Regions from separate parts of the Homo sapiens genome. Here all the other regions are linked to region 3. The links are chromatin loops, found by intact Hi-C in ENCODE. Cell type or tissue: PC-9. All regions are shown on one strand.

Region 1 (8,000 bases), 440 kb after region 3:
TAATCAGTTTAAACCAGCTTTGTTTCCTGGCCTACCAATTAGTTATATACTGTGATCACTTATAAAAACATCTTTCTTAAAATAGTCTTTCTGGTTTTTTTTTATATTCATGATTGTCCTGCCTCATGTTTGCTTACGAACCCTGGGCATGTTTGTTTAAGAACTTTTGCTCATAGCGTATCCTCATAACCTGCCTATGTGGTGACAGAGGTAAGAGCAGGTATAAAATAATGAGTAGTGTGAGCATACTTTTTCAACAGTAAAGAACATTACAATGTGCAGTGTCATCCCTCCTGCTTTATTTTTGTGGTCTCTTAGCTTCACTTGGATTCCTTTTTCCAGATCAGAATCTCTCTCGCCGTATACCACATGGCTGTCGACCATTTCAGACACAGATGCACTGCTGGCTGAGTGGGACAAAAGCGGTGTTGTTACTGTTGATATGGGAGGTCACATCAGGCTTTGGGAAACTGGACTTGAACGTCTGCAGCGATCACTCATGGAATGGAGAAACATGATTGGACAAGATGACAGAAATATGCAGGTACCATTTGAATTCACCTTATCTCTTAGAGGTGCACATTCAAGTATAAATTTAGTTCCAGATGCCACAGTCATGAAAATTTCTGGGCCAGTGACTCAAAAATAGTTGCTTAAAGAACTAAAAGAATTTTTAGATACAAAATAAAAAGACAAAAACAAATTCTCCATCTAAATGATGAAAAAGTAAAAATGTGCCTTTTTTTCTGTCAGTGCTTAAATGTGCAGGTTACTGACATCACACCATATGAATACAATCAGCAGCTTTTAGTTTTTTAACCTTAAGCTCTAACCAGTTTCCAGTAGCACCTTTGCATCTGTTCTCACTTTTACCATCTTCAGTGTCAGCATCTCTACATGCTACCTAGGAAACAGAAACATTTAGGAACTAGAATACAGCAGATTATTACAAGGCCAGGACCTCTAAACTAGAGAAGGTGAGCAAAAATATGCATCCAATAGAACGTTTTTTATCAACTTCCTTATTTCCAAGTAATGCAAATTTAGTAGTCAACAATAAGTAGACCCAACCCTGCACTGGAGAAAAATATGGGAACAGGCCACCAAAGTGAAAAGAAACCTGATAACTCCAGAAATGACTCAGTCATCATCTAATCAATCTAGTTGCTGTCTGGAACTAATTTGAAGAATGAGGAAGGCTATATGCCCATATATACTAAAGCATATAATAAAGGGATTTATTTGCTATTCATTTATTTTAATCTTTGGAACAAAACTTCTCCTGTTCACGTTACTTTCTTATCCAACAAAAAGAAAAGTAGGTTCCTCCCAGCCAGGTTGTTCTGCAAAGAGCCGATTAGCAAAATAAGAAATTTCTACAAACTATTTCGTCAATACCTGATTAATAATTCCTATTTTATGTGATTATTTTTGTGATTTTCTTTAAACAGAAATAGATATATTCATGAATGAATAATAATTCTCTTAGATCCTTAAAAGCTTGTAGGAACATTTTGAAAACCTCAAACTCAAATCTTTTTGAAGGGGTATAAATATATTAATTTAATTAAGCTAAAACAAATGTGTGACTCTAAAATAAACATGTGATTAAGTAAGTGCCATGGACTGATTACAGCAACAGACTGAATGTTGGTTACTACTCATAACAATATTTAGAAAGCCAATTAATTATGGTCTGTTTCATTTATTATTCTAAACATTAGTTTCTTCTCTTTTTGAATTAAGCTCTTGTTCTCATTACAGTCATTGGTGCCTAATAGTAAATACTATTGTGTTTGAATTTCTATATTTTATATGTGGTAGAGATCAAAGGTCATGTTTTCCATCTGGTCAAGATTAAATTTATTTTTCACGATAGAACTTTACAAAGGACTTTTACTAATCATTTAATAATTGTGCTTGACTGCTACAAAAATGAATTTGTATTTGTTTTTTAATCATGTAGGCCTTCTCTTCCAGTTACTTCTCTGGCTATATATACATCTTTGTACTCCTAGCTTGTAGCACAATGATTGGTGCAATAAGCAATTAATATGTTTGTTTGTGCTCACACTCCTATATACTAAAATGTACTGGTAATTGAAACTATTTGATAACAAATGGAATTTTTCTTTTAAACTGTCACAAATTATTTGTTTAGATGTAACTGAATAAATATTTATTGAATGAGGATATATAGTTATTAAGTTAGAAATGAACAGAATTATGGATCTAACATCTCAAGAATAATCAAAATATTCAGCTACATTACACAGTGAAATATCTGAACTTTCCCTAAACCAAACATTTTCCAGGACATGTGTAACTTTATGTCTCCAGTTTAAAGTTCAGCTATAAGCTGGGCATGGTGGCACATGCCTGTAATCCCAGCTACTTGGGAGGCTGAGGCACAAGAATTGCTTGAACCTGGGAGGTGGAGGTTGCAGGAGCTGAGATCGAGCCACTGCCCCCCAGCCTGGGCAACAAAACAAGACCCTGTCTCTAAAAAAAAATAAAATAAAGCTCAGCTATTACAGAAATGAGACATATTTAGTAATAAAGTTGTATAATTCAGAATTGAATGATAGTTTCATTTGGAAAATTAGAATAGATGTTATCTGACATTCTCCTTTGATCCCTAAGTTCCCTTGATCCATTTTGGTTGATATTAAAAATGCATACTTATATACATACTCAAACATGAGTCTGTATTCTTATGTTCAAACAGACAAGACTAATTGTCTTAATAATCTATCATTGTTTTAATTTTTTGTCATATCTCTCTTCTTCCCTGCTTGGTAAATAATGAGACAGCTTATTTAATTGTTCTTATTTAGACCAGCTCATCTTATTAATTACAAGTGGTTTATACAACCAAACCTAAATAGAAGTCATTCCAGGGGCAACAGTAATAACAAGCAAATGTTTGTCTTTTACAGTTCCCTTTCTGTTTGATCTTTCAAGCTATTCTTCATTTATATACTCTTTATTCAGCACAGATCTGCTCCTAACTTCAGAGCTTGGAAAATGCCTTTCATAGAAGTATTGAAAAAAGAGAATAGGTTCTCCATACCCTGCTTACTTAACACTTGCTGGCTGCAAGCAGCTTCCCCATCACTGACAGAGTAACCTGATCTCCATCTAGTGGCCAGATGGACTTACTTTTTACATCATGGAAATTAACAGGCCTGCTGGCAATGAAAGGCTTATACACTCTTGTCTTGTATGGTTCCTGTTGAGCAAGATAGGCGCCTTTAGGTCAGCAGTGAGGGCTGGGCAAATAACCTGCCATGCCATCCACCACAAAAGATCCCCATGCCTCCTGATTCCTCTGCATCATAGCAAAGGAACTGTCCATATTGAGATAAACAGTATATTAATAATTAAATGTTTTATCACTACTCTGTTTGTCTTTGCTACATTTCAGCCTTCTGGAGTTATTAGCTTTGCCATTGTTGATTTGAGTTTTTGTTTTTGTTTAATGAATTTGTTGGTATTTTTATTTAATGAGTACAGCTTACAAGAGAGTATTTTTTGAGCTCTACATATAAAATGTGTTCATTAATTTTACATGCTTTGATAGAAACATGTGTTTTTCCTATAATAAATAACCATAACAACAAACTGAAAGGATTAATATAAATGTAGTTTTAAGAGACCATTATTAAGAATGCATATTTATTACTTGTAGATTTCATATTTTCAGAAACATGGGTTAATTATAAGTCAAAATTCTTCTGGCTATATTTAAAGTATATTATTCATACTTAGTTACATTTGTCTTCCTTCCAAGAAAGCTGTTAAAGCTATACCACAGATTTCCTCAGAAATCAGATCATCTTCTCTTGGTGATTATTTTTGTGGGAGCAAAAAGGCTTAAAAGGTTATAGCTTTCAAATGTTATTTTCTAATTAAAAGAAATCACAAAGTAAATCTTCTGTATATTGCTGGTAGGATCTCTCTGCAGCCTTTGAATAGTACTTAAGGAAGTAGTATATTCTTTAACAATGGTTGCAATCTTCTGAAATACAGTGTGAGACTGGAACTTTTTCATCATTATAGTGAAGACAGTGTCTGGTACACAATAAGCACACAACCAGCATTTGAAAATAAAAAGGAGTGAGGCATAGAAAGAAATACATGGAAAAGATAACTAATTTATGTTTAGCACTATTAGTCTATTCCCCCTTTTAAAGAGAATTTTCTAGGACTATGAATAAATGCAGTTTGATGTACTTAGGTAAGTAAGCTTGGCCTTTTCTATAATCTCTAGTCTAGCAGTTTTGATTTTTGAAGATCTCAGTTGGATATTAAGTTCTATTTTCAGTTTTAGAAACCACTGGGTTATTTAACTGGCTGACTATTAGTAAATTTACATGCTAGGTAATCTTCAGATCCTCTATGGGATTATGAAATTCTTTGTTCTTTTTAAGGAGCATAGTTTACTCTTATACATCATTCTTTACTTTGATCAATAACTCTGAAAAAATAGTCTGATTCAGTGGATCATTGTTACAGAACAATCCATATTTTGTAGGATTGTTATATGTACATGTGTCTTTGGGAATCTTTCTTGGCCCAGAAAGGCAATGCTTTTCTGAACTTTTATAATTTCTCACCATCCATGTCTCCTCGCCACGTGTCAGTAGAGCTGGGTTTCAGCAAGATGATCCAGCTGTTTCCCTATATGGTAACACTTGGGCATTGCCTGTAATTATTTTTTTATTGTTTATTCCTATTAGAGAAGTCCCAGCCATGAAAATTCATTTTGAATCTTTAAGATTTTCAGGAGTACTGAGTGAAAATGCAAGATCCCGGTGGCGTGCTAGTAAACTAGTTCTCATGGAGACTGGGGGGTTGTTAAGTTTGCCAGTTTCCATTTTGCAAACACCCCCACCATGATTTCAAGCTACCAAAGGTTAACAATCAGCTTGAAAAATTCCTAAGTATTTAGCAGTTATCTCTCATAGGCTGATATAGTTTAGCTCTATCATGCCACTTGCTTATTTATGGCTTTATCATCTAACTCCCCAAAGAGAATTATGGCAGTTACCTAACAGCAAGGCTTTCAGAAATGAGGCAGTAAGATGGTGATAGGGACAGAAGCAATGAGAGAAAAGGGAGAAAGGTACAGAGAACACAGATAAGATAGTATCATGTTAGCTCAGGAAATGTGGAAGCCTGCAGTTATCCCAGTAACCAATTGGCCATACTCTTCTTGAACCAGAAATTTGGTTTGAGTAAAGAATTGAAGAAAAATCTGCCCTGAAGTAAGATAGCACTCCTGGGTTCATGCATATGGGCCTCCTTTCTTATATAGATTGTGTTTCAGAGAGAAATTGCAAGTTGATTTTTACATTCCTCTAAAAGAAAAGCTTCCATTGGATCACAACATTATCAGTAATTGCTAAATACAATTAAAATTAAATCAGCAGTCACCTCCCTAAGGCAAGCAAATAAACAAGTTTATGATTTTAGGGAGGCTGTGAGGTTTCATTAACTTTTTATGCATATCCAATAAGAATGATACCCCTATAAATTATGAAAATTATAGAATGTTAAACTAATATTTAAAATAGAAATATTATCTTACTTTCACTCTTTAGAAAAGGTCTAACCTCAAAAAATTCCTTTTCAAATCATCAGCAGGACTATTTCAATCTCCTCTCAAGACAGGCCGTAGGATAATTGTGTTACCATATCACTAGTGCATATTGTTCAACAATATGATCAGCAAGTAAAGAGGTAATTTTAACAATATTAAAGTATAAAGAAAACAAATTAATTCTGCAATATACTGGCTATAAACCTGAATGTGAAATGCAATTAATAGGTTGACAGTCAATGACTCTAGAACTGTTACGGTTCTGAGCTCGTTAGGTATACACTTACATTTAAGTACTTACATTAAGTACTTACTTAATGTACTTAATTACTTACATTAAGTACTTACTTAAATGTAAATGTATACCTTACAATCACAATGGCTATAGAAATAAAAGCTTCTTGCTATTATATTTATGATTTTATTCATAAGCAGTACAACTTATTATTTAAGAGCATGAAATTTATAGTGTTCAAACCTAGATTAAAATCCTGGTTCAACTTTGTAGGTGATCTCTGGCAAATTACTTATTCTTTCAAAGCCTCACTTTCTAATCATAATATAAAAATAATTGAACCTTAACAAAGTTGTAAGAATGAAATACAGTAATGCCTGGTACAGAGTAAGTACTCAGTAAACAATAAAAAATAGAAACTTAGAATTTAAGTTAATATTGGGCTACGGAATTCTTCAATGCTTTATGGAGACAAAGCCAAATTTAAATGAAACAGTATTACTCAAATACCTAATATTAACTTATGATCCAATGAGTTACATAATTCATCATCTATACTAGTGTTAAAATGTAAGCTTTGTTTATAATCCTGTTTGGAAAAAATTTTGTCAGATCCAAAAAAGGAATTGTAAAAATGGTCTTTGCCTAAACCTGTCAGCTTGAAGAAAAGCAGGAAATCAATGATAGGACAATTGTCAGCAGAGGATTATAGTGTTTAGCCTTATTTAAAAGACAAATTAGAACAAGACCAAAAAACATGCAGCAAAGTATACATCATTTACTCTGAGTCCTGAGAACAGTAGAAAACAGGAAAACAACAACAACAGCAACAAAAACACAGGGCAAATTGGAATCCTGTCTTTCTAAGCTTTTCATAGCTTTTTCCTCCTCCTATTTTAAGCTTTTGTTAGCAACAGGACTTGAAGATACTGTGTAGTTCTGAAGGTTGTAATGTGGGGTGGCACTGAAATTTGGAAGATTAGTCGAAAGTCTGTCCAGGCCGTTGAGACATCCAGATTTTCTCCTCTATCCTATGCTTCTAGGCAGCTGGCTCTCCTCTGCCCTTACAAAAGGCACCAATTAGGACAGGAGGGAAACCATACAACAAGAAGATAAAGTGAAAGTCTGCTTTTTTTACTTAGACTCAAGGAAGGTAGTAGCATCTATATTTAAGAATTTCACTGAACTAAAGAACCAGATATACAGTATAACAAATGGAACACACACACACACACACACACACACACACACACACACACATCAAAGCATGTCCACTTGAAATTTTAGAACCCCATGGATAAAGAAATAAAGCCGATAACTTCTAATTTTGAGAGAAGTAGGGAACAGGTCATATAAAAGTGGTAGAAATCCTAATGGCACTGGGTTTCTCCAAAGCAGCATTGGAAACTAAAGAGAAAATCAAAGAGGGAAAAGGATTTCCGGCTAGAATTTATATCCAGCCAAGCTATTAATCAAGTAGACTAAAACCATTATTAAATGTGCAAATCTCAAAAACATTACATTATTTCTCAAGAAGCTACTGCATGATGTGCTGTCGCTAAAAAAAGGGAGTAAACCAAGAAAGAGGAAGACATAGGTGGAAAGAGTGGCAAAGGTAATTCCCAGTTGGGCAAAATTATCTAACATAAAAGCCTATTTGATAATAAAGTGCTGAATACCTCATGTAACTTACTGAATACATTATGTCTAGACTGTGACATAATATATTCAGTAAGTTACATGAGCTATTCAGCACTTTATTATCATTACTATACAGACAGTCCCCGACTTAACGACGGTTCAATTTAACAATTTTTCTACATCGTAAAGTAGAAAAATTGTTAAATTGAACCACGATGTAGAAAAATTGTTAAATTGAATCATCGTAAGTCGGGGACTGTATAGTAATGATAAGGTAAACAATATTGATTTGTTTATGATAGCACTTTATTAGGGGGAATGAGGGGAGAAAAAAATGAGTGATGTGTGTTTGAGGTGGGAGAGGAAAAATAATCCTTACCTTTCATAATAGGAAGTCAATAGACAATGTCTGAAATTGAAAAATAAGGAGACATAAGAATATTACTTAGAAATATGGAGGTAAATAGTAAAAGATGTAGTAAGCAGAGTTGAAGTAGTTACCTTTAACCTCTTAATTGC
Region 2 (8,000 bases), 1.0 Mb after region 3:
TTTTTAATTACAGCCTTCTGACTGGTGTAAGATGGTATCTCCTTGTGATTTTCATTTGCATTTCTCTGATGATCAGTGATGTTGAGCATTATTCATGTGTTTTGGCCACCTGTGTGTCTTTTGAAAAATGCCTGTTCATGTCCTTTTCCCCCTTTTCAATGGAGTTGTTTTTTTCTTGTTGAGTCCCTTGCGGATTCTGGATATTAGTCCTGTGTTGGATGCATAGTTTGCAAACAGTTTTTCCCAATATGTGGGCTGTTTATTTACCCTGTTAATTGTTTCTTTTGCTGTGCATAAGCTTTTTAATTAAGTCCCTCCCATTTGTCTATTTTTATTTTTGTGTTTACTTTTGAAGACTTTGTCGTAAATTCTTTGCTTACGTCAATGACCAGATGAGTTTTTCCTAGATTTCCTTCTAGGATTTTTTTTTTCTTTTCCTTTTTCTTTTTTTGAGACAGAGTTTCACTCTTGTCGCCCAGGCTGGAATGCAACGGCACGATCTTAGCTCACTGCAACCTCCGCCTCCCAGGTTCAAGCGATTCTCCTGCCTCAGCCTCCCAAGTAGCTGGGATTACAGGCATGCGCCAGGACACCCAGCTAATTTTCTATTTTTAGTAGAGATGGGGTTTCTCTATGTTGGTCAGGCTGGTCTTTAACTCTCGACCTCAGGTGATCCGCCCACCTCGGCCTCCCAAAGTGCAGGGATTACAGGTGTGAGCCACCATGCCTGGCCTCCTTCTAGGGTTTTTATAGTTTCAGATCTTTAAACATTTAAGTCTTTAATCCATCTTAACTTTTGTACATGGTTAGAGGTAGGGGTCCAGTTTCATTCTTCTGCATACAGCTAGCCAGTTTTCCCAGGATCATTTATTGAATGGGGTATCCCTTCCCCAGTGTATATTTTTGTTGATTTTGTTGAAGATCAGTTGGTTGTAGGTATGTGGCTTTATTTCTGGGTTCTCTATTCTGTTCCATCAATCTATGTGCCTATCTTTATGCCAGTACTGTGCTGTTTTGGTTATGACAGCCTTGGAATATAGTCTGAGGCCAAGTAATGGGATGCCTCCACCTTTGTTCTTTTTGCTTAGGACTGCTATGGTTATTGAGGCTCTTTTTTGGTTTCACATAAATTTCAGAATTGGCTTTTCTAATTCTGTAAAAAATGAAGTTGGTAATTTGATAGGGATTGTGTTGAATCTGTAGATTGGTGTGGCCAGTATGTCATTTTAGTGATATTGATTCTTCCAATCCAGAAGCATGAGATGTTTTTTCATTTGTGTGTATCATCTATGATTTCTTTAATCAGTGTTTTGTAGTTCATTTTGTAGGGATCTTTCACTTCCTTGGTTAAATGTATTCCGAGATTTTTTTTTTGTAGTTACCACAAATGGGATTGAGTTTTTTATTTGGTTCTCGGTTTTACCATTATTATATAGATATAGGTATACAGAAATGCTACTGATTTTTGTACAGTGATTTTGTATCCTGAAACATGACTGAAGTCACTTATCAAATCCACGTGTGTTTTGGAGGGGTCTTTAGGGTTTTCTAGGTAGTAAGATCATTTAATCAGCAAACAGAGATAGTTTGACTTCCTCTTTTTCAATTTGGATGCCTTTTACTTCTTTCTCTTGCCTGACTGCTCAGGCTAGCACTTCCAATATTATGTTGAAAAGGAGTGGTTGAAGTGAGCATCCTTGCTTTCTTAGGGAGAATACTTTCAGTGCTTCCCCATTCAGTATAACGTTGGCTGTGTGTTTCTCATACATGGCTCTTCTTTTTTTTTTGAGACAGAGTCTTGGTCTGTCATCCAGCATGGAGTGCAGTGGCACTATCTCAGCTCACTGCAAACTCTGCCTCCCAGGTTCAATCGATTCTCCTGCCTCAGCCTCCCAAAGTGCTGAGATTACAGGCATGAGGCACCGCACTCGGCCTCATATATGGCTTTTATTATTTTATTATTATGAGGTATGTTTCTTCTGTGCCTAGTTTGCTGAAGGTTTTTATCATGAAAGGATGCTGAATTTTAACAAATGCTTTTTATCTATTGAGCTGATTATATGGTTGTTTTTAATTGTTTATGTGGTGAATCACATTTATTGATTTGCATACTTTGAACCATCCTTTCATCCCTGGAATAAAGCATCCCTTTATCATGGTGTATTAATCTTTCTGATGTACTGCTGGATTCAGTTTGCCAGTATTTTGTTGAAGGTTTTTGCATCTATGTTCAGCAGGGTTATTGGCCTGTATTTTTTTGTTGTTGTTGTTGGAACACATTCATTTTGACGAAAATAAATTAATCATTTCTATCCTAAGTTGGATACTGGATTACCTAAATCTGGCTGGCTATAATCATTGTGAGATGGCAATTACAACGAAGGCTTTGCTGCTGCTCCTCTGTAAACTGCACATAACCCTTACTCTAAGTTCCATCAAGATTTGTGAAGTTGGTAGAGAAACTGCAGGCAATGACAAGATCCTAGGTGTAACTAGGTATTTAGGAACTCTGATTTTCCTACATTTCTCAGGCCAACAATCGCAACCATTGCTCAATGCTAATAATGTGTCTCCTCTGCTTTGACTCATGGGCTCCTGAGTGTTCCCGGTTTTATTTATCCAGTTGCCAAAATATGTCTTAATTTCTATGTTCTATCAGAAGACTTAAGGTCTGTAGAGCTTTTCAAAAATTGATGTCAGCTGGGCGTGGTGACGCACGCCTGTAATCCCAGCACTTTGGGACGCCGAGGCAAGTAGATCACGAGGTCAGGAGATCAAGACCATCCTGGTTATTAACATGGTAAAACCCTGTCTCTACTAACAATAAAAAAAATTAGCCGGGTTTGGTGGCACACACCTGTAGTCCCAGCTACTCGGGAGGCTGAGGCAGGAGAATTGCTTGAACCCGGAAGGTGGAGGTTACAGTGAGCCAAGACAGTGCCACTGTACTCCAGCCTGGGGACAGAACAAGACTCCATCTCAAAAAAAAAAAAAAAAAAAAAAAAAAAATTTGATGTGAAGAGTAAAATTTAAAAACCTACCTTAAACTTTATTTTTGGCTTTTCTGTCTCTGTAGAGACCCCTCCTTCTTCTGCTTCCTGTTCCCCATCAGAATCACTATGCGAATCTGATGATTTGGATTCATCTAGGGTGCCAAGTGAATTTTCATTGACCTTACTAGAAGGCAGATCACTAGTGTGTGGAATGAAATCATCAGGTTTCTCCCATCTGGATTCTGCTCAACACATTTTAAAGTCATGTTATTTAGTTATTAATTCTATTCAGATGTAATTTCAACATAACATTTATCACTTACAATTATTAAATGACAATACTGTATGTATTTCATACTATCTCTTGATCAAGAAGATAACAGAGTTCTCAAACCTCTTGCTCTTGTATCTTTCAGAAATTGATTTCAAACAGCCCGGATTTACTAGATGTGTAAACTATAACTCCAATGGAATGAGAGACCTAAGAACTGGGTGATATTTCTAACGGTTCACAATTTATCTGACACCAATTTCAGGAAACGTATTGATAATGAGCAAACAAGAGATTTCCTGAAACTTGCTTATCACAGAGATTTCCTTTCCTGGCCCCAGTGTGCTGGCTTATGCTTGTAATTCCAACACTTTGAAAAGGCGAGGTAGGAGGATTGCTTGAACTCAGGAGTGTGAGACCAGCCCGGGCAACATAGCGAGAACCTGTCTCTACAAACAATTAAAAAGTTAGCAGGCATCATGCCATATTCCTGCAGTACCCACTACTCAGGAGGCTGAGGCGGGAAGACTGCTTGAGCCCAGGAAATAGAGGCTGCAGTGAATCATGATTGTGCCACTGCACTCCAGTCTGGGGGACAGAGCAAGACCTTGTCTCAATTTAAAAAAAGAAAAAATTCCTAAGATTTTCATGGAGTGAAATTACATTGTGAAGCACTAAGTGAATATTAAATTCTCATTTTTATTATGGTGGTTTGGTGGGTGGGGGGGCAGCAATGGGAATCTCAATTGACTGAACTCTACTGCCATCCAGTGGTTCATTGGGCTTTTAGTAAAACAATAATATTTCTAATTACCTTGTAATTAATTCCCTACTTTCAACTGGGAGAGTTTTAAGAGTGAAAGGGGCTGCCGTTAGTAATTATTCTGGTCCAGGAATAAACCAAAATCATTCAAGGCAAACCAATATATACAGCACCTTAATTAATACAGAGTTCTTGGCAGGATTAATGAAAAAACATTACTTTTCCTAATCCACATTTCACACAAGTTAACAATAGAACTTTCAAGAATTTATTTATTTTATTTTTATTTATTTATTTGGCGTGATCTCAGCTCACTGTAACCTCCACCTCCCCGGTTCAAGCGATTCTCCTGCTTCAGCCTCCCGAGTAACTGGGACCACAGGCAAGCGCCACCACGCCCAGCTAGGTTTTGTATTTTTAGTAGAGACAGGATTTCACCACGTTGCCCAGGCTGGTCACGAGCTCCTGACCTCAAGTGATCCGCCTGCCTCAACTTCCCAAAGTTCTAGGACTACAGGTGTGAACCACCACGCCAGTTCAGGGAGTAATTTATTTAGCACCTACTATGTGCCAAGCACTGTTATTGGAACTTTATGACATATGACATTCATGACCTTACAGAGCATGCATGTTTATTCTATTTCACTGAAGAGTGACTATAGGCTCAGTAACACCCACAGTCACATTGCTGGTAAGGAAAGAAGCTGTGCATTGAACTCAGATCTGTCTAACTCTAAAGCTATATTATATCACTATACTATTTTATATGTATAAAAATCCCAACCTTCAATTGTACTGGAATATAAACATTGCTATAACTGGGCAGGCTAAATATCTACTTGGAGGTTAAAAGGGCCTTTTCTTCCTAAAAGATTTAATGCTATGCAATGAGCTAATGATAACAGGAATTAAAAAAACAAAAACAAGCCTCTCCTAAAGTTACATTAATGTTATAGCTGTTCTGATAAATTCAACTGTTTATGATGTTAAATTAGATGAAACATTAATTTGAAAGTTTTAGGGCCGGGCGCGGTGGCTCACGCCTGTAATCCCAGCACTTTGGGAGGCCGAGGCGGGCGGATCACGAGGTCAGGAGATCGAGACCATCCTGACTAACATGGTGAAACCCCGTCTCTACTAAAAATACAAAAAATTAGCCTGGCGAAGTGGCTGGTGCCTGTAGTCCCAGCTACTTGGGAGGCTGAGGCAGGAGAATGGCATGAACCCCAGGGGGCAGAGCCTGCAGTGAGCCGAGATTGTGCCACTGCACTCCAGCCTGGACGATAGCAAGACTCCGTCTCAAAAAAAAAAAAAAAGTTTTAGATAACAATTAGTATTTATGCATGCTTCGTAAGTATTTATGCAACTGAAACATTGTTAAATTTTCACTTTTACTAATTTGTTAGACACTACTAAATAGCTTCAGTTTTATTTTTTATTTTATTTTGAGACAGTCTTGCTCTGTCGCCCAGACTGGAGTGCAGTGGTGCGATCTTGGCTCACTGCAACCTCTACCTCCTGGGTTCAAGTGATTCTCTGCCTCAGCCTCCTGAGTAGCTGGGACTACAGGTGCCCACCACCACGCCCGGGTAATTTTTTAGTAGAGAAGGGGTTTCACCATGTTGGTCAGGCTGGTCTCGAACTCCTGACCTCAGATGATCTGCCCGCCTTGGCCTTCCAAACTGCTGAGATTACAGGCGTGAGCCACCGCGCCTAGCCTACTTTTTTTTTTTTTTTTGAGACAGAGTTTTGCTCTTGTTGCCCAGGCTGGAGTGCAATGGCACGATCTCGGGTCACTGCAACCTCCGCCTCCCAGGTACAAGATTCTCCTGTCTCAGCCTCCCAAGTAGCTTGGATTACAGGCATGTGCCACCACACCCGGCTAATTTGTTTGTATTTAACAGAGACAGGGTTTCACCATGTTGGTCAGGTTGGTCGCTTAACTCCTGACCTCAGGTGATCCACCTGTCTTGGCCTCCCAAACTGCTGGGATTACAGGCATGTGCCACTGTGCCCGGCCACAGTTTTATTTTTAAAAAGGAAAAGGCAAGTTGAGCCAGATGATCTCTAAGCTACCTTCCAAGGTAATGACTATATTTCTAAAATAATTATAAAAATAGTAATGTCAGAGAAAGCTAAAATGATTCTATTTTTAAGTTTGTGAATGCAATATCAACTGAGAATAACATTGGTGAACAGCACAACATAATACGAATATAAATCTTTTTGCTTTTCCACTGTATTGTTTTTAAATTACAAAAAATAATTCATGTTTACTACACAAATATGTTTATTGTATACTAAAATTTCCAAGTTCAGATGATTAATCAGCAGGCCAATAAGCAGTTCCAGGTACAATTTTAAACAGTTAAGATAATCAAAGGTAATACTTACCTCCTGTTTCTGTATTATAGTAATAGGTAAAACCATCTTCACTTAAACCTTCTACCCAAACGGTCTTCACTGCTGTCTAATAGGAGGAAAAAAACCCAGCATAAACTAAGGATAACCATGATTTTCTATTGAATAACTCAGACAGTCAGCCACCCTTGCCTCTCCTCCTGACACCTGGTGATATCATCTCGATCTGCATCCCCACCCAAATCTCATGTAGACTTGTAATCCTCCAAGTTGGAGATGGGGCCTTGTGGGAGGTGACTGCATCACAGGGGTGGTTTCTCATGGTTTCAACACCATCCACCTTTGGTGCTGTTGTTGAAATAGTGAGCAAGCTACCCTGAGATCTGGTCATTGAAAAGTGTGTGGCACCTCCCTTTGCTCCTGGTCTGGCCATGTAAGATGTGACTGTTTTCCCTTGGCCTTCTGCTATGATTGTAAGTTTCCTGAAGCCTCTCCAGAAGCTCATGCCACCATGCTTCCTGTACAGCCTGCATAACTGTGAGTCAATTAAACCTCTTTTCTTGATAAATTACCTAGTTTCAGAAGTATTTCTTTATAGCAATGCAAGAACTGACTAATACACCTGGGTATTAGGGGTGGTAGTACTAATCATGGCCAGGAAGCTTGGTTTTTGCTAATAAAGAACCAACTTTCAAGCAGTGGATGTCTCACCTTTGAAAGCCAGGAACAATTCCTTCCAAATGGACAGGAACATGTGAATGGCAACTGACGGCAAACCAACTAATATTTGCCCTGAATGCAGTTTTTGGATAGATATCAGTACTTTTTTTTTTTTTTTTTTTTTTGAGACGGAGTCTTACTTTGTTATCCAGGCTGGAGTGCGGTGGTGCAATCTCGGCTCACTGTTAACCTCTGCCGCCCCAGGTCCCAGTGATTCCCCTGACTCAGCCTCCTGAGTAGCTGGGATTACAGGCAACTGCGACTGCGCCTGGCTAATTTTTTTGTAGTTTTTAGGAGAGATAGGGTTTCACCATCTTGGCCAGGCTGGTCTTTAACTCCTGACCTTGTGATCCACATGCCTCAGCCTCCCAAAGTGCTGGGATTACAGGCATGAGCCACTGCACCCAGCCAGATATCACTATTTCATCTCCATCCAGCCTTCTAACAAAAGCATTATGGGAAAAAAAAGGACACAGTTTGGGGGTGGAGGGAGTGGAGTATTTGTAAATAAAGTTGCTTAGCAAAACTCTACAAAAACCTAAGAAACGAATCACTGTAAAGAATAAAACAAAAACACTATTAATATGCTTCAATTACCTTTTTTAAGTCTCCTTGAAATCCTTCAGGTTTCTCCCACTGAGATGCTTAAAGCAAAATATATTGCATTTATAAAATCTTTTTGCTTTAAAAAAATACTTTCCAAAAAATTTGGACAAAATTTACAGTCATTATGTACAAAACACTACAGGTCTACAATTTAAAACATATTTGAAAAATAAAACAGAACATACATCCCAGTACTGTGCAGACAATATATGTGAATGCTACGTAACCAAGAAGAAAGGACAGAACGAGGGATTAGAAGTTACTGGAACTTCCACAGGAATTTTAG
Region 3 (8,000 bases):
TCTAAACCTCCCACCCCATCCCATCCTCCTTCAAAGCTCTGGCCACTATCACATCCTTGGTATACCCACAGCTCTATGCTCATGCATTATTTATAGCATTAATCATGCTGCATAGGGATTTTTTTTAATGCCTGGGTCTCTCCTATAGGACTGAGTTTCTCAGTGACAAAAACTGTACCTCATTTATTTTTCTATCCCACATATAGCCAAGTATTTGATATGAAGAAAATAATTAATACATGTTAACTAATTTGTTGAAGAATCAGGAAACAAAAAGTAAGAAATTAAACGATTAAAACTTTTTTTCTTTGATAACAACTGGAGGAATTCAGTGGAAAAAGACAATTCGATTTTTCTTTCCAGCAAGTCACTATACTGGCAGGAAGCATAAAACAAAAATAGACCTGACTCCTGTAAAAGAGCCCCAGGCTGGGTTCCACTTCCGCCTCCACCATTTACTAGCTCTGTGACTTCACATAAGTAATCATATCTATGAACCTAAGTTTCCCCATCTGTAAATAAATAAACATCACCTGCCCTGTATTCCTCAGACTTGTCAGGAAGAAACAAAATGATAAGCAAATATCTCCTGTAAACTCCGAAATGCTATGAAGTATCAGAAGTAAGGTACTATTTGAGTAGGTCACACTTTGGGGAAAAAGGTGTTTTTAGTGGGACTGATACAAAGTACATAAAGAGACAATCCTGGACAAGGGCCTAATGCTTCTATTTGGATAAATTATTGCACAAAACCCTAATTTAACCACATAAAGAAAATGTCTAAAGTTTTCTAAATCTTAAGCATAAAAGCAAAAATCAATCATGAAATTTTATTTAATATAATAATGGAGCATGGTTTATAACAAGCTATGTATATTATTTTACTTCTTAGAACACCGATCTTATCTTGTTTACCAGTGAAAATTAGGAAATGATTAGAATTGCTGCTGGATAACTCCACTTGGATGCCACTGGCTCTTCAAAATTCAATAAGCCCCAAACTAATATGTCTGTCTCCCTGAGTAGCCTGCATGCTCAGCGAGAGCAGAGGCCATGTCCACCTCAGTCATCACTGGAGCCCTGGCGCTTACCAGAGTTCCTGGCACAGATAATAGCTCTTAGTAATGATATACTGAACAAATGAATGAATGAACACTGACATTCCGATAAAGTAGCTGAGATGGCTTTTGGGGGAAACTTGCACAGAAGCCTATCTTTAGGAGCTCTTCAGGCAGACCCTTGGCAGGAACCCAGCAGCACTGTAAGAACTCTAGCCAGAGGTGCCTATTTTGTGGCGGGTCATCTCCTCACTTGCAAATTGTCCCTGTGGCAAATATAAGCAATTAGCTGTTGTCTATTCTGGACTTTTTTCCCCCAAATTAAAAGCCATTCTGCTTTTATCCACTACCATTTCATTGTTATTAGGGGAAGCTATCTATCTTGTCCACATTAATATTATCTTTGTGGAGAGGATGGGTATACAGAAGAGATATACCTACAAAATGTGTAAATGAACTACTATTTGTAGAGAGTGAAATTAAAAGACAGTAGATTTTCTATCCTTCCATATTTTATCCAGCAGTTAAACTTAGCATAATTTAGCTTCAAAGGTGGCCAAACACAAACCACACAGACCCATGTTTTACCCCATCCTAAAGCCTATCTTCACCACAATATATTCAATATATTGTGTCTCCTATCATAACATTGCTTTTTCCTTTTATTTGCCCTTCTAAATATTTTTATGTGATTATCATATAAGAACTATTTTTCCCCGTAGCCATGCCGGAACTCATATCTCAGCAATGACTGCTCCTCCTCCCGTGGGTCTGGAAGGGAAGTCATTTGATCTTGCTCTGATTCCATCTGTCAACCTCCTTCATCGGCCACCTGTGAAACTGCTTCAAGCCTGGCTTTCGTATCAGCCTCCAAACTTTCCCATCAGCTCCTTTTGACTCCAGACTCTTGGCTTTGTGCTGGTATCCTCCTTTCCCCTTGTGAATTTTGTCCCACCATGAATTTCCTACTTTCTTAAAAGTAAATGTAAGACTCTGTATTTAAATAAGGATACATACATGACACTAAGCTCTATTAAATAAGCCAGTTGCTCTAAAGTCTGGCTGATCATTACTTGGAGACCTTTATAAACATTAATGCACTTTGATTCAATTGGTTTAGAGTAGGGCATAGGAACCTACACATACTAAAATCTCTTTTGGTGATTGGAATTATCAGGCTTAAAAGACTATTGTACATATAATAATTTGCATAAACCCTTTAAAAAGGTATAATTCAGCACTTTTGTTCCTTTTTCCACGCACCTTTAACTAATATCATTAAGTGTAACCACTTACTTTTACCTGGCTCTGTGCATTTTAAAAATCTGGTGTCAAAATCTTCCTAAAACACATTTTTAGGAAGCTCTGCCCCCACCCAGGAGTAGGAGCAGAAGCTAATTTAGGTTTAATGACTGAGCATGCTCACTGTAGCTCTTCAGGGCTAGCCACCCACAAGAAACCAAGCTACACTCAACTATGATCCGAACAAAAGCCAGATCCAACTGCAGATGAAGACTGGAATATGACCTCCAACGAGGGAATAAGAGCTGCATGGGTACTGGACTCAACCCTGTGTGCTGGGAAATTTCTGGACACGGGCAGAGAAGAATGGCTCCAGCTGCTGTATGCCCCCTTTTGTGATATGTCCATCCCCGCACTGTCTCGCTGACCTCGCCAGGAAAGCAAATGCTGGTGGAAGAACTACAGCGGGAACAAGGGGAGCTTCAGAGAATGATGTCCCCGCTTACAGGAGAATGGCGGTGAGGGATGTTTCTGGGATCAACATTTAATGACAATGCAATCAGATGATGAGGGTGATTTGTCATTTACAATATCACAAAACATTTCCCTTTTTATAAACTGCCACCAGGAGTAGTTGTTCTCAAGCAGTTTGGTGTATCAGGATCATCTGAGCTTTTCCCAAATACATGTGACCAGGCACTTTGAACAGGCCATCCAGAATCTAAGCAGCACAGCCTCCCCATTCTGGGATGCCTCTGAGGAATTCTATGGCTCTGTGAAACAGAGTTCCAAAGCCACGTGGGGCCAGGCATCGTGGCTCACTCTTGTAGTCCCACCTACTCAGGAGGCCAAGGCCAGAGGATCGCTTGAGCCCAGGATGTCAAGGCTGCAGTGAGCTATGATTGCACCACTGCACTCCAGCCTGGGCAACAGAACGAGACTAAGTCAAAAAAAAAAAAAAAAAGCCACAAGGCTAGATGGTATGCATTGACTATAATGACATTTAACATTACATAAAACCTTGATATTTAATATTCTAGAGGTTTGTACAATAGTCTGTTTTCATTCACAAAAACCATATACGACTTTTGTTTTTGTTTTTAATTTCACTAGAAGTAATCGTTTACTTTTACATATAAAACACACACATGTTCTGATTCTGGTTGTCTGAGACATCCATGTGACAGAAAGCTGTAGTCTGGCCACAGTGTAATGTGTGCTGGCAGCATTCACTCTCTGTGCAGGGCATGCCAGGGTGAAGCCCAGTGAAGCGCTCGCTCTTCAGTGGGTCTGTCTGCAGTATTCCATCCTGCCATGCTCAACCCAGGTATAAAAAAAATGGCTTTCCACCACAATTCCTGTGCCCTTTTCCCTGTCCAGAAAGGAAGAAATTCAACCTGTCAAAAGCCAGTTATGCTGCAGCCTGTGCAAACCTGAGAAGTGGTTATGTCTGCCCCGCGAGACCTAATTGAGGGAATGTATGCCCAAGAAATGCACAGAAGCAAGCTTCCCCCTGTCTAGTGAAGTATTCCAACACCTCTGGATATATTCAAATATCTTTATTATTTTGTTTGAAATACTATAAACTCTAATATTTGGGACATTTACATTTAAATATAAATTATGCATTCTAAAGCAAAATAATGAAGATTATCCAACATATTTTTTTTTGAGATGGAGTCTCACTCTTCCCCAGGCTGGAGTGCAGTGGCACACTCTCAGCTCACTGCAACCTCCGCCTCCCAGGTTCAAGCGATTCTCGCACCTCAACCTCCCAAGTAGCTGGGACTACAGGCACGTGCCACCACGCCCGGCTAATTTTTGTATTTTTAGTAGAAACGGGGTTTCACCATGTTGCCGAGGCTGGTCTCGAACTCCTGACCTCAAGAGATCTGCCCACCTCGCCTCCCAAAGTACTGGGATTACAGGCATGAGCCACTGTGCCTGGCCTATCCAACATATTCTAATCACCCTCTGTATCAGTAAACCATCTAGTGATTGCTAATGTACTTTGTCCCTTGCAATGGCTTATAATTTTCTCGAGAATATCTATAATGATGTAATTACCTCCTTGAGACTGTATTTTGTGAACATTTATTTATTAATTTCTAAAATTAAGCTGTCTCTCCTTTTTTTATATGTACCTTCTTTAGAGCAGTTTCTGAATGTATTTTTCTTTTTTTAATTTTTATTTTAAGTTCCGGGGTGCATGTGCAGGATGTGCAGGTTTGTTACGTAGGTAAACATGTGCCATAGTGGTTTGCTGCACCTATCAACCCATCACCTAGGTGTTAAGCCCAGCAGGTATTAGCTATTTTTCCTAATGCTCTTCCTCCCCCCACTGAGTGTATTTTTAAATTAGTATTAGGTAAAAGTATATGGCTTTATAACGTACCGTTACATGCAGAAGGTACAAAATGTACATGCTGTATAAATACCAGACATAACAGTTTTTTCATAAAATATAATGAACTACCATGCATTACCACAAGGTGGCAGTGGTGCTATGCTAATGATTAGGATTTTCTTTCTCAAATGTGAACACAGATGGGCTTTTCTTCAGTTGCACAAATCCTTCCCGTAACTGGTAAATGCCTGAATGTCGTATGTGTAACTGTGTTGTAAATGGGTAAAACAACGAATGAATGAATGAATGAATGATTATCCTTCAAATTCTGAATTTACTTCTTCCTTATCAAATGCCCCTACTCACATCCAAGAATAATCCCTTTGCCCACACATGACATTTTGATGTAACCAACCACTTTCCCCCATGGCCACAATGATGCAACTATTTTGATGTGGGGACATTCTGATGTTGTCTAAAATAAACCACTAGACATCACGTTTGTTTTTTTAACTAATAACTAATGTGCAAAGTAGAGAGCCTCACACCATACCTGAGTCTCACAGGACTGCTGCGCTTACAATGTCCCCTATCCTGGAATGCAGTTTGTGGCTGCAGGAGGAGCTGGGGGTCAGTGGTAAGGTCAAGGGTGGGATGGGAAACAGGGTGAAGTGCAGGCATCTGACTGCTGAGCCACAGACAATCAGGAATCTCACATCTACCACATACAGTTATCTCAGAAAGAGCTACTCAGCATTTCACGCAAAAGATCTGCTTATTTTCTGGAATTTCAACTGCATCTTCAATAATCTGCCTCTGAAATTCTCTAGTTCTTTCCCCAAAGAATATCTGAGTCCCAACTACATGGGAAATCAGAAATCAGTTAGAAATCTGTCAGTTCTCTGGATGGGTAGACAGATTAGATACATAGATAGATAGATATAGATAGATACACATATATATGTTATATTTAATATCATAAACTCCACTCCAATGATGATTTTGATGGACCAGACTGATACCCCTAAAAAGGATAACCCAGTTCTAGTAGATTTTTTAAAAATATCTTATTAATAACTGTTCACAGAAATGAAGAGAATCAAATGTGAGTGTCCTCTGTGATTAGCATGGAACCAAGAAATGGTTAGCATGGAACCAAGAAATGGTCAGAGATGAAGGCTGTGCAAATTACTAGAAAAAACAGCAACAGACACACACACACACACACACGCACACACACGCACGCACAGGCACGCACGCACAGCTGCACATGGGTTCTCTACTTTGGTCTTGACAGCATTTTCTTGCATCCCTTCATCTGGATCCATCCTGTCTTCCATTTATTCCTCCTTTGAGATCTTTCTATATTTCTCTATCATTTGCCAAAAAAATCTAAGCCCTCTCTCCCTTAGGCTACTTCTGTTTATTGTTCTTATTTCCACCTTTGCGTTGTGGTGTAATCGTCCATCTCCATCATGCACAGAGGTGCAGAGGTACGGCCTGGGTTCAAACCTTGGCTCCACGGCTGACTAGTTGTTAAAGACTTTGAACAAATTACTTAACGTTTCTGTGACTGAGTTTCTGCTTCTTTATGGATAATAACAATAACTAAGCCATAGGGGTGTTGTGAGGACTCAGTGAGTCAATGCATGTAAAGTATCTGCAATGGTTCCTGACACACGGTGCTCAGTAAATACCAGCTGGTCTTGTGTTACTCTCGTTCCTGTCCTTTATTAGACAGTAAATGTCCCCAAGTCAGATTCATGTTTACTTCATCTTTGTCTCCTTAGCACCCAGCACTATGCCTATCACCTCAGTGGTACTTACAATTTGTTTGTTAAACTAAATTGAACTAGTCCCTCTGTCTTTCATCTCTAATCGTTCTCTCTCCATCCATTCCTTCCCGTTGGCATATCTTATTTTTAAAAATAACAACTTTTTCCACCTCTTGATTATGTCCCAGCTTCCAAGCTATGCCTTCCTCTCCATTATGACAAAACCGCTTTAAAAAATTAGAATCCTCTCGCTGCCTCTGTCCTTTCCTTTCCTTCAGCCTTACTGCATGCATTATAGCTTCCACTCCCTCCTTTTCAGGAAATCTACCCCTTGGCTATTTCCAATTACAGCCTATGTGCCAAATCTCTCTGAATGAACTTCTTCCCATAGTTCCAATTATCTCCTCTAAATATATACATAACTCCTAAAATAAATTTCTGTATTTATTCTCATTTTCACTCCAGCTCCATTTACAACTGCCTGCCTGACATCTCCACTTAGAGATGCCGTCACCACCTGAAACTCAAGTACATTTTATTTCACGTAACACATGTCTTAGTTTAATAGAAAAGACACTGGCCTGGCTTCAGAAAACCTAGATTCTAATTCCAAAATTGCCAGCAGCTAACTACACGGCACTGGGTAAAAGTCACTCTATACGGAATTCCAAATGAATTCAGCACCTTCCCGTGGCAATTCTGCTCCTCTTCCTATGACCTCACCTGCTAGCAGCAGTGTATTTTCCTAAGCACTGCTTAGGAACCCCAGAACTCCCAACCTATCTTTTATTTTCCCTCACCCTTAAATTTATTTTCCCTCACCCTTAAATTAATCTGCCAATCAAAAGGTTTCTGAAAACTGGTCTTCCTTTTTGCTCCTGTGCCCAGTGACCTAATGCTTGTGATTTTATTATTCTTGCCTAGACTATAACAATGACCCCCTATGAAGAAATGCTTCCAAGACCAGCACACCAGAAAGAACCTCCTGATGGTGAGCAGGGCCAGAACCACCACCTGCCTGTCACAACACTAACTCTTCATTTGATTCCTCTTGAAGTTTGGCCCGAGTGTGAAAAATGACTCTTCTTTTAAGGACTCGTAATAAAGCAGAGGTGACACAGAACACTCAAACAAGACTTTTCTAAAGGTTGGCACTAATAAAAGGGAAGTAGACAGAAAGTACCATTTTAGACAATAGGACAAAATCCCTTTTGTCCTCCATGCCTCTGAGCCCAAAGAGAGACTCTAGGACCCTTCTGTCTCAGCTCCCCCATCAGGGGCATACCAGGGGTCCCCAAAGGCCAAGGAGCACAAGCTCAGAGAGACAGCACACTCAAGGTCTCCACACCAAAGCTAAGAAGCCGAGCCCTCCTGCTTGCCTGTCTACGATCTGTCCTTGCAGTTCTTGTTCCTGTACTCACAGCGGGGCTGCCTTACCCGGGCAGGCCTCAACTGAACACCACAGTCCCACAAAAGTCCCCCACTGTTCACAAGACAATCACATGGACAGAAACAGGAAAAACAGATGTATTTCCTTACACTGAACTAGCCCCCTGTCTAATTAATCCTCCATACTCC

Evidence for each region. Hi-C counts contacts between places; a loop is a spot of excess contacts. Peaks named below come from ENCODE experiments on the same cell type or tissue, not always from the same donor. Only the 100,000 strongest peaks of a DNase experiment are listed, where the experiment ranks them.
Region 1: it touches region 3 in a loop (14-fold over the local background); 96 of 110 quality-filtered maps call a loop at or near these places.
Region 2: a loop joins it to region 3, with 24 times the contacts of the local background. A loop is called at or near these places in 8 of 110 quality-filtered maps.

What each region holds. Positions count from the first base shown.
Region 1 is chr13:41,663,490-41,671,489 of GRCh38, reverse strand. It overlaps VWA8 (von Willebrand factor A domain containing 8), which reads left to right. Exons shown (of 45, transcript NM_015058.2): 37 at 343-544. Among named protein-coding and RNA genes, the nearest start is that of MIR5006, 99 kb to the right of the region's middle. In PC-9, CTCF peaks have their summits at 2,935 and 3,138 (motif pointing left); a DNase peak (open chromatin) is centred at 3,179.
Region 2 is chr13:41,071,279-41,079,278 of GRCh38, reverse strand. WBP4 (WW domain binding protein 4) reads right to left here. Exons shown (of 10, transcript NM_007187.5): 6 at 7,706-7,752; 7 at 6,422-6,497; 8 at 3,042-3,235. Among named protein-coding and RNA genes, the nearest start is that of WBP4, 14 kb to the right of the region's middle. In PC-9, a CTCF peak has its summit at 4,016 (motif pointing left); no DNase peak of the experiment used is centred here.
Region 3 is chr13:42,107,549-42,115,548 of GRCh38, reverse strand. The region is part of intron 1 of DGKH (diacylglycerol kinase eta); the gene reads right to left. Among named protein-coding and RNA genes, the nearest start is that of DGKH, 63 kb to the right of the region's middle. In PC-9, a CTCF peak has its summit at 4,801 (motif pointing right); a DNase peak (open chromatin) is centred at 4,808.